Linked DNA regions of Mus musculus: region 2 is linked to region 1. Evidence: chromatin loops called from intact Hi-C (ENCODE). Cell type or tissue: heart. All regions are shown on one strand.

Region 1 (5,000 bases):
AGTTTCTCTGTGTAGCCCTGGCTGTCCTGGAACTCACTCTGTAGACCAGACTAGCTTTGAACTCAGACATCCACTTGCTTCTGCCTCCCAAGTGCTGGCATTAAAGGCATGCGCCACCATGCCCAGCTGGTTTGCAACATTTTAAGGAAGGAATTCAGCATTGCTTTCTTACTCGCTGCTCTGCTGTCCACTCCTTTGCAGGTTAAGTATTGGTTACTCAGCCTGTCAGAGCAAGCGGGAGCTCCGTGCTTCAGCAGTCAGAGCGGGCAAACTGCAGATCCTCGCATCTTTTAAATGCTTCAACCTCAAGTCCAGAATAATCAGAAAAAGCACTCAGCAGATGAAGTGATATCAAAAGTAGACCTGAAGACATGCCACAAGCCATTGCTTTTCTTTTCTTTTTTTTTTTCCATTTTTTATTAGGTATTTAGCTCATTTACATTTCCAATGCTATACTAAAAGTCCCCCATACCCACCCACCCCCACTCCCCTACCCACCCACTCCCCCTTTTTGGCCCTGGCGTTCCCCTGTACTGGGGCATACAAAGTAGGTACCTACTTACTTTTAAAATCATCATAATTGTCACATCTGTGTATAGCAAAGGTTCTCAACCCTTGGGTCATGGCTCCGGTTGGTAACCATCTCTCTCCAAAACTATTTATATTATAGTTCATAATAATAGCAAAATTATAGTTAATAAGTACTAAGGTAATAATTTTATGGTTGGGGGTGTCTCCATAACCCGAGGGTCATCATAACATAACTACAATTAAAGGGTTGTAGGATTAGGAAAGTTGAGAGCCACTTGTGTACAGGGACAGCTGCCTTAGGAGGCTTCCATTCTCTGAAGACTTCTTAGGTTGCTTAAGCCTAAATGGCACAATCCTGTCTTGATGTGACTTTCCTCCAGGAGGAACTATCTTAACTCAAGACATCAGACTTTTCCCCTCACAGAGATGGAAGGGGTGGGTGGAGAGCAGAGAGTTGGTCAGAAGGAAGGAGTTGATGTAATGACTGGGGGGGCAGGAATCACTGAAGAGTTTCTATACAGTGGCAGTACACAATTGACTGTGCACATTTGCAAAAACCCAACCCAAACAAACAAACAAACAAAAAAAACATACAAATGAAATCCCATAAATCGGACATTTGTCCTCCTCTCAGCGGAGCAGACAATTGTCCAAGTGGAGGTTGTTTCCTCTGTTTGGAAGACTGATGTCAAAATAATGAAAGCAATGAGAGACTCACATTGCCCCACCTCTCCATTTTCTAGTTGAAAATCACCTACCCAGCAAACATGTTGCCTAAATGCCCTGTGCACTGAGTTCAAGTTTACTCAGCCTCTCTCTCAGCCAGTCTTTGGATTCTTTTTGTCTCCTTAATTGTAAGAGAACAGTGATTTCAGTGGTGGTGGGAGATTTGGTGGGCTGTAATCTAAAATCCTGGAGGGCAAGGAGAGGATTTTTTCAAAAGAATCCAAAACCAAGCTTTTACAGCAGATGTTAAGAAGTTATGTGACAGCAAGAGATTCCAGTAAGGGACTTTCAAAGCTGGCTACTCCTTAGAAGACTTCTAGGAAGAAGAGCTCATTTTCCTCTCTCTCTCTCTCTCTCTCTCTCTCTCTCTCTCTCTCTCTCTCTCTCTCTGTGTGTGTGTGTGTGTGTGTGTGTGTAAGTGTAAGCAATTCGATAGGCAAAAAGACAAATAGGAACTCCCTTAAGTTCCTCTCTTCCCAACCCATTTGGCAATCCAGCGAGCAACCTTTGCTTTTGGCTGTTGGGTAAGACAATAGATATACAAGATAGTCACAAGGCAATCTCTCTATGTCCTTTATCAGGATTAGCTGTTACACCAATAAGCAAAACAGGGAGGTGGGGTTTTTCCATCACTGGCCTTTGCTGTTCCTGGGTGCCAGATGGCATTATATCCATGAAGGGAGAAAAAAAATGCTTCCAGTTTCAATGTTGACCAGGCGCTGTTACTTCCACTCGATCACACTGTTTGGGGCTCTCTTTGATGTACAAACTCTCCAAAGATAATGAAATGCGTTGGCAGCTGGCTAATGGCTGGGAAAGTGCAAACCCTGAATTGAACCCTTCCCATCCGACTATTCAGTAGCTAGGTAGTCAGGCCCAAGCTGCAGAAGGGGCAGAGAGGCTGGTTGCCAGGCAGGCCCTGAAGTCCCGGGCAAGCTGCTGCGTTGTCGTTCCCCTCTCCTCCCCCACACAGAAGTGGTCCGTGCCTGCTGTAGCAAAGGGAAAATAAATCCATCAGCGCCAAGCACGGGCTTATTTTGAGCTGGCTGCTGGAATTTATTTAAGAGCCTGGTGCTTACAGGTAAACAAAGCCATCCTCAGAAGGCGGGGCTTGGGAAGGTGATCTGAGAACTGTGGGTTTTCTTCAGTAGAGGAGGTAGAACCCGCATCTTTATGTAAAAACAGGGGGTATAAATTTAACTCTGTGGCTGCTGGTCTTTTCAGTGGCCTAGATCACTGGACAAATAGAGCATGGGTAATTGAAGGGGGCGGGGCTCTTCTCACTCCTTTCTCCTTGGCTATCTGATGCTCTTGCCTATCTCCACCACTACAGCCCCAGGAGAGTAGCATTGAATTTGTGGGACCCTCAGGCCTCACTTCTCAGTGCCAACCCCGCAGCTGAATTGGTCCCCAATGTGGTTCTGTCTTCTAGACCCTCTTTCCCCCTAAAATAAGCAACAACAACAGATCACTTTTGCACTTTTTGTTCTTTTGGGACAGGGACTTGCTATGCAGCTCAGACTGGCCTGGAACTCACACCATCCCACCATCCCCCACCTGCCTCCGACCTCAGAGTGCTGTGATCTCAGGCCTGCACCACCCTGCCAAGCTACAATTATTTCCTTTGTTCCTAGAATGTAAGTCTGAATTCTATAGGGGACAGGCCAGCCCTATGGGTTGACAACCAAAAAAAAAAAAAGGTAGAAAAATACTTAAAAGAATATGAGGGGGAGACAGCTGGGTCCGAAAGGTGCTTATCATGCATTGATGAGACCTGAGTTCAATTCCTAGCACCCAGGCTAAACAACGTGTGTGGAAGCTTGTGATTTCAATCCCAGTGTTGGGGGATGCTGAAGTAAGCAGATTGATGGGCTCTCTGACCAACTAGCCTGCCCAGTCAACCAGCCCCAGGTCCTCAAAAACAAGTTAGGATAGCTTCTGAGGAATGTCTGTGGAGGGTGGTCTCTTAGCATCCTCAAACAAGTACGCAGTGCGCGCGCGCGCGCGCACACACACACACACACACACACACACACACACACACACACACACACATAGACAGAGACACAGAGAGAGAGAGAGACAGGCAGAGAGACAGAGAGACAAAGACCACAAGCATATTTTTGGAGTTATGGTAACTGATCGAGATTTAGAAAGGTTGGTATCTCTAAGTAAGACTGTAGCCATCCATGCATAGATGCCCCGTGGCTGCATTAGCAGCCGCAGAGGTTTCAGAGCCCGACTGTGCGGCACACACAGCATTTATTAAACAACATGCCCCCTTCCAGAGAAACTGTGCCCCCCTTGAAGCTTTCTGTAGGACTTGACTCATTCCCTTAGCCCATCCCTAAAGCCTTCGTATCAGTTTGGTTGGCCCAGAAGCTCTCACAGCCCCACTGTTTTCATCACTTTTATCTGGAAAAAACAACAACAACAAAAGATTATTATAGTTAGTGGTTAGGCATTGCTTTCCCTTTTATCTCGCTGAAAATGGAACCAACTTTTTCAGGTTTTTTTTTTTTTTCCTAAAGCTTCCTTCCTGAACCCTGCCTTAGACTTACAGTCAGCCTACGTGTTGCCCTTTAAACAAATGCTGGGGTATGAATTGCCTGAAGGGCATTGTTTCTGCCTGAGTGGAAATTTAAGTGGACTGATGGGTTCAGATGATAAAACTTCTTCTGGTGCCTTTTTTTTTTTTTTTAACGTTCAAGTCTCCATCTGCCAATCCACAGGACTGGGCTCATAGCCCAAGGTTGCAAATGTATCTGAACAGAAATGAATCTGCCCATCCTAGAACCTGAATTATGCCTCTGAATCTGCTGCTTTGGACAATTCCAACAGAGTTGACTGAGCTCTGTTTGGTTTTGGGGTTTGTCTATTTTTGAGACAAGAGTCTCACTATCCAGACAAGACTGGCTTCAAAGTCCTACAAATCGAATGGCCTCTGCCTTCCAAGAGCTGATATTGAAGGCACATGACACCATACCAGGCCTTTGTTTGGTCTTTTTGAGTCAGGGACTTGAGTTCTAGTTCAGGGTGGCCTTGAACTCAGAACCATCTTGCCTCAGCCTCCCAAGTGAGTGCTGCCTTTATAAGGGGTACATCATGTTCAACCATGGCTTTCAAAACAAGTCTTGGCTACCTTCTCTCTTCCTCTTTCTCCCATTTGTCATGTCTACTGGATGGGAGGTTTATAATGTCTTACCTGAGGTAGTCAAGATGGTCTCTGAACTGCAGCTTGTTCCACACAGTAATTACAGCTACATGGGGATGGTTCAATCAAGAGGATGGGAAACTCACAGAGTGACTTCAAGGCCAGCCTGGGACGCCTACTGGGACCCTAACTACCACTACCCCTTCCTTTCCTCCTTCTCCCCTTCCTCCTCTCCTTCCCCCCTTCTTCCTATTTTTTGTTTTCCTTTTTCTTTTTAGGCACTTTATGATAAATGTGAGAATGCTGATAACTAAAAACATATTGAAATTCAGATTCTTGTATAACCTTATTCAACGGATTAGAATTGATTTGTTCCAAGGTATTTTTTTTTCAAGGACAATTCACCCATGTTGGTAGATGATGGTTTTTTTTTTTTTTAATTATATGGATAAAAACAACGCAGAACAACAACAACAACAAAAAGTCACGCCAAATCAATCGATGGGTCTCCTTCTCAAACTTTTTAGTCCATTTACACAGGCATTAATTCTTCCTTCCTCAACTCTTTTCAGCTCAACCTTCCTCTGAG
Region 2 (5,000 bases), 82 kb after region 1:
GGCATGGGTACCTCTGAAATCCCAGCACTAGGAGGTTGAAGCAAGAGGGTTAGAAGTTCAAAGCCATCCTCAGCTGTGTAGTGAATCTGAGAGTACCCTGAGCTACCTGGGACCCTGTCTCAAAAGAAGGAGAGAAAAGAGAAAGAAATGTTTTACCTTTCATTTTGAGGAAAAGAACTTTACTCAGCCTGAAACCCCAAACTCATAAACACATAACAGCAGAGAACAGGGTTCTTGGAATTAAAGCACCGGGTGAGGGGGCAGACCGGGTTTTCGTGACGCACACACATGTAGAGCTTATGCTGTAGGAATCCACTTTACAAACAAATGATCCAGAATAATACAGAATAATAATACAGAATAATACAGAAACTAGCAATTTTGAGGGAAAGAAAGAAAGAAAGAAAAAGGAAAGAAAAAAGAAAAAAAGAAAAAAAAAAGAAAGCTCTTCTAGCTTCAGTTTTCAAACGCTTTCTTTTGAGAGCCCATTAGTCATAAAGGTGTTTCCATAGCAAATGTGTGTGGGATGCTCTCAGCATTGCTGGCAATGGTTCAAGGGAACCTCTATCATTACTCCCCCCCCCCCCCCCAGCAGTGTGGCTCATAAGTCCACAGCGCTATTCCACCTTTCCGGTAGGACAAGGTTTAAGGACCTGAAAAAAAGGCAAGGTGAAGACCTGGAGGAGGAGCACAAACCAAGTAACAAAGGGAAGATAAAAGTGGAAATAACAGCTCAGTGTGAATAATAGGAATGCAAATGGTGCTGCTAAAATAGGAAGGAACATTACTTTCCTAAAATGCAAAGCAAAGGAAAAATTGTAGTAACGAAGCGTTTTGCCTGGTGAGATTGTACACTGCGCACACCTCTCCAAAGTGTAGCCACCTACTCGAAGTTTCCCCAGCGTGAGGCTGGCAGGCTGTGAACTTGGTGACTCATTTTAAGAAGGTTTACTACAGAGTTCCAATCTTCTTTAAAAAATAAAAAATAAAAAAAATATCTTTCATGTTTCCTTCCAGTAGCTGCCCTGCTGATGGTCCAAAAATACTCACTGGAGCTAGGAAGAAAAACAAATAACTAGTAAGTGTATGCAAAGATGTCTGGGATTTATTGTTTGGTTAAAAAATATGATGGAAAAATGTATCTGGTTAAAAAATTATGGTGGAAAAAATATATCTGATATGCCAATCTGCATCTAAGAAAAGAAGTAATCAGAATATAAATGTTTTAAATAAAAATACTGTAGGGAAAGTTTATTTATGGGGATGTGAGGAAGTGGGGGAGAAGAGATAGAATTAGAAACCAGAGTCTGACTATAGTTTGTTTTCATTTTGAATTCAAATGCTGTGAATGTTTAATGTGATTATAAAAAAAATTAAGTGTAAAACAAAGTCGTCTTTAAGAAAATTGAAAGCTGAAAAGACTCAACGGGGACCAGATTCTCAAATTGGTGTCACGATCATAGCTAGGAGTTACTGCTCACAGCTAGGAGTTACTGTGATAACATAGTCTATAGAGACAACCTCAGGAAAGAAATATCCTTAACTGTTACGGGAATGTGAATTAGTATAACTGATATGAAAGGACAGCTTGAAGGGTCCTTACAAGACTACAAGGAGAAATAGCTTTTAGCCCAGCAATCTCCTGGCTGTCTTGTACCCAAAGGAAGGGAAATCAGCACATCAAATAAACCTAGCTCTCTTGTGTTTATTCCCCTGCCTTTCACAATAGCAAGATTCAGAGTCAACTTAGATGCCCATCACAGTGATAAAGATGTAGATACACATTGGTATATATGCTTCAGCCTTAAAAAGGACAAAATCCTGACACTTGTGGCCTTGTAAATGAGGTCAAATTATATATATAATTATGTTAAGCAAAAGAAACTTGACACAGAGGGACAAAAGTCACACTCCAAGGCAAGTTTGATTCACAGAATTTCATTCACTGAATTGATTCATAGAAAAAAAAAAAAACAAAACAAAGTAGAGTTGGTGTTATCAGAACAGGAAAAGCCCAGGATGATATTAATGGGAAAATTATAGCTGCATAGAAGGAGTAAGGGCTAGAGAGATGGCTCAGCGGTTAAGAGCACTGACTGCTCTTCCAGAGGTCCTGAGTTCAAATCCCAACAACCACATGGTGGCTCACAACCATCTGTAATGGAATCTGATGCCCTCTTCTGGGGTGTCTGAAGATAGAGATGGTGACTCACATAAAATAAATACATTTTTCAAAAAGGGAGTAGGTACAGTTGTTCTGTTGTCCTGTATGGGTCCAATAGACCACAATGATTTACTGTATATTCTGAAAAATCTAGAAGAAAAAAAATTTAATTAATTTTAGGTCAGCACCCTCATGTATATGTACCCCAACACTCTACTCTCAGGCACTCTTCTCCCATTCCAGCTGGTTTTCTTTTAGAAGAGAGAGTTTTGAATGTGCTCTTCACAAGAAAATGGAAATGGTGGGGGGTGAGAGTTTTGTCACTTATTCTGAGTTGTTCATACAATGCACCATAAAAATGTTTAGCAAAACATAATTGTCGTAATAGGAAAAGCATTAAGGAGATCTTTAGGCCTCTACACCCCTTCCATCTTTTCTTCTTTCCTTCTTGCATCTCCCTCCCTCTGTCTCACACTCTTTCTGACTGCTGGCATGCTATGGGGGTAAAACAGATGAACTAGGATTTTTGGCATAGAAGATTTAAGACCAAAGTCAAATCCTGCAGTCTGCGGGTTTGCAGTATGCTAGTCATTACCAAGTGTCACTGAGACAGATCTTAATCTAGAAAAATATTGATTCCCTAGACCTTCCCACAAAGGGGATTTTTGAAATCACAACAGGCAGCTGAGAGGAGAAGCCATAGCGTTTGTTCATTTCCAAGGGTCAGAACTCAGCGTCGACTAGAGTCTTTACCGTGTTCCCCACTCAAAGGGACTAGAGTTGCTTGTCGGGGGTGGGGTGGGGTGGGGTGGGGGTTGAGGGTGGGGGACTGTTCACAGACATGGAGGCTGGAGTTATGTAGCAGGAACTTAGAATCATTGATCATAGCAAGGGTAGAGAGGCGATGAACAACATGTGGGTTATATCTATAACTGAGCTGACTAGGTAGACTGGACATTCCATATGCGGTAATGTAATAACGGTGAGGAGCTGACGCATGTCAAACACATTTACATCGATAGGTGTTAACACAGACACACAGACACACACACAGACATACACACACACACACACACAGAGAGAGAGAGAGAGAGAGAGAGAGAGAGAGAGAGAGAGAGAGAAACTAACACAACCCTTCTAAACTGGACTGTTGGGGATCTTTAGGTGCTGTCAGGGAAGCAACTCCCAAGTGTAGAATCTAGAAATGAAGTGGGAAAGACTCCATGCGAATTCCCTTTCCTACGCAGGTCACTATAGGCAAACCAGATAGCAAGTGTCTTCCTCAAAAAACAAAGTGAATTTAGATGATTAGGGGATCAAGAACCTATTAGGGGACTGCATAGTTATCAGAACTTTGTCTTACTGTTTATTGTCTTTAGTGATGACAAGAAATCATGGATCTATTTAAAAGGAAACTCTTCTTCTCTTTCACAAATGTGTATATGCGTGTGTGCATGTGTACTTACACATCTCTTTAGGTATTTGTATAATGATACAAAGTCCTTGTTTAACTTCAGTATAATCTAGTTATGTGGAGGGTGAGGATCTAGATAAGGATGGAAATAAAACAGAACTAACTTGGGACTTCAAATTACTGAGGCTTATAAATGGTGTTTATGTTATTCTGTGTGTGTGTGTGTGTGTGTGTGTGTGTGTGTGCATTTTTGAAAAATTCCACTTAGAAATGTTTTTGAATCATCCAATCAATGGTTCTGTTCTTTTCTGGGCCCTGTAATCTAACAGTCCTGTTTCCCACTGCCCTTGTGTGGTCACATGAGAAGCTCTGGAAACATGCTTAGAAACAAACAAGCCTGCTACTGTGGTGGGCAGTGTTTCTCTAGAACTCTTCAAAAGTTTTTGTCCTGGATAAACACTGGACAGAGGGAGAGATGAATTCTTTACAGTGTTCGAGCCCCGAGCTGGTAGTGTCTTGGCAGGCGTGAGCTTTTGGACATCTGATGTCTGGAGCATTAGAAGAGCTTTGCGCCTGTTGCTCCCCTCTTCTAGCAGGAAGAATTGTCAGAAACAGCATCTCATTCATGGCGTGCTGGGGTCTCCTGACTGATTACACCCTCACTGTAGGAAGACTGACTGCTAGGGATTTAGCAATTAGCTCGTGACTAAACTTTATTCCGCAAGCATTTGAAATTTCTTTATCAACCAAACTCAGTTTCAAAAAATTGCACGGAGTTACTCCAAAAATATTTCTGGTTATTCTTAAGTTTTTTTTTCTTTCTTTTTGTGTAATCTTTCATTTGCAATACATTTTTATATGACTTCATTGGTATTTCCCCACCATTGTTTAAATCTTAAATGAAACAACTATTTGTGCCTTTGGCCTCTTGAATTTAGTCTTTCTTCCTTCTGACATCTTTTCAATTTCTTTATAATTTTCTTCTAATTTTCATGTGTTTGTGGTTTGGGGGTTGTTCAGTGTGTGTGTCTCTGTGTGTGTGTCTGTGTGTGACTGTGTGTGTGTGGTTGTGAATGTATGTGTCTGTGTGTGGGTGTCTGTATGTGTGTGTATCTATGTGTATGTTTGTGCATGTGTCTATGTATTTGTGTGTTTGTGTCTATGTGTGTCTGTGTGTGTATCTATGTGTGTGTGTCTGTGTCTTTGTGTATGTCCCTGTGTTTTTGTTTGTCTGTGCCTATGTGTCTGTGTCTTTGTCTCTGTATGTGTCTATGAATGTGTGTCTTTTTATATGTGTCTTGTATGTGTGTCTGTGTATATGTGTGTCTGTGTGAGTCTGTGTGTGTCTGTGTGTTTCTGTGTGTCTGTGTGTATGGGTGTCTGTGTGTCTATTCATCCAACTCTAGGGACCCTTTTGTTCCT

Evidence for each region. Hi-C counts contacts between places; a loop is a spot of excess contacts. Peaks named below come from ENCODE experiments on the same cell type or tissue, not always from the same donor. Only the 100,000 strongest peaks of a DNase experiment are listed, where the experiment ranks them.
Region 2: a loop joins it to region 1, with 1.8 times the contacts of the local background. A loop is called at or near these places in 4 of 42 quality-filtered maps.

What each region holds. Positions count from the first base shown.
Region 1 is chr10:96,644,450-96,649,449 of GRCm38, forward strand. No RefSeq gene overlaps it. Among named protein-coding and RNA genes, the nearest start is that of Btg1, 30 kb to the left of the region's middle. In heart, no CTCF peak of the experiment used is centred here; no DNase peak of the experiment used is centred here; H3K4me3 peaks cover 388 bases; H3K27ac peaks cover 877 bases.
Region 2 is chr10:96,726,770-96,731,769 of GRCm38, forward strand. It overlaps Gm33897 (a long non-coding RNA gene), which reads left to right. Exons shown (of 3, transcript XR_871979.1): 3 at 1,018-1,155. Among named protein-coding and RNA genes, the nearest start is that of Gm33897, 14 kb to the left of the region's middle. In heart, a CTCF peak has its summit at 2,192 (motif pointing left); no DNase peak of the experiment used is centred here; H3K27ac peaks cover 339 bases.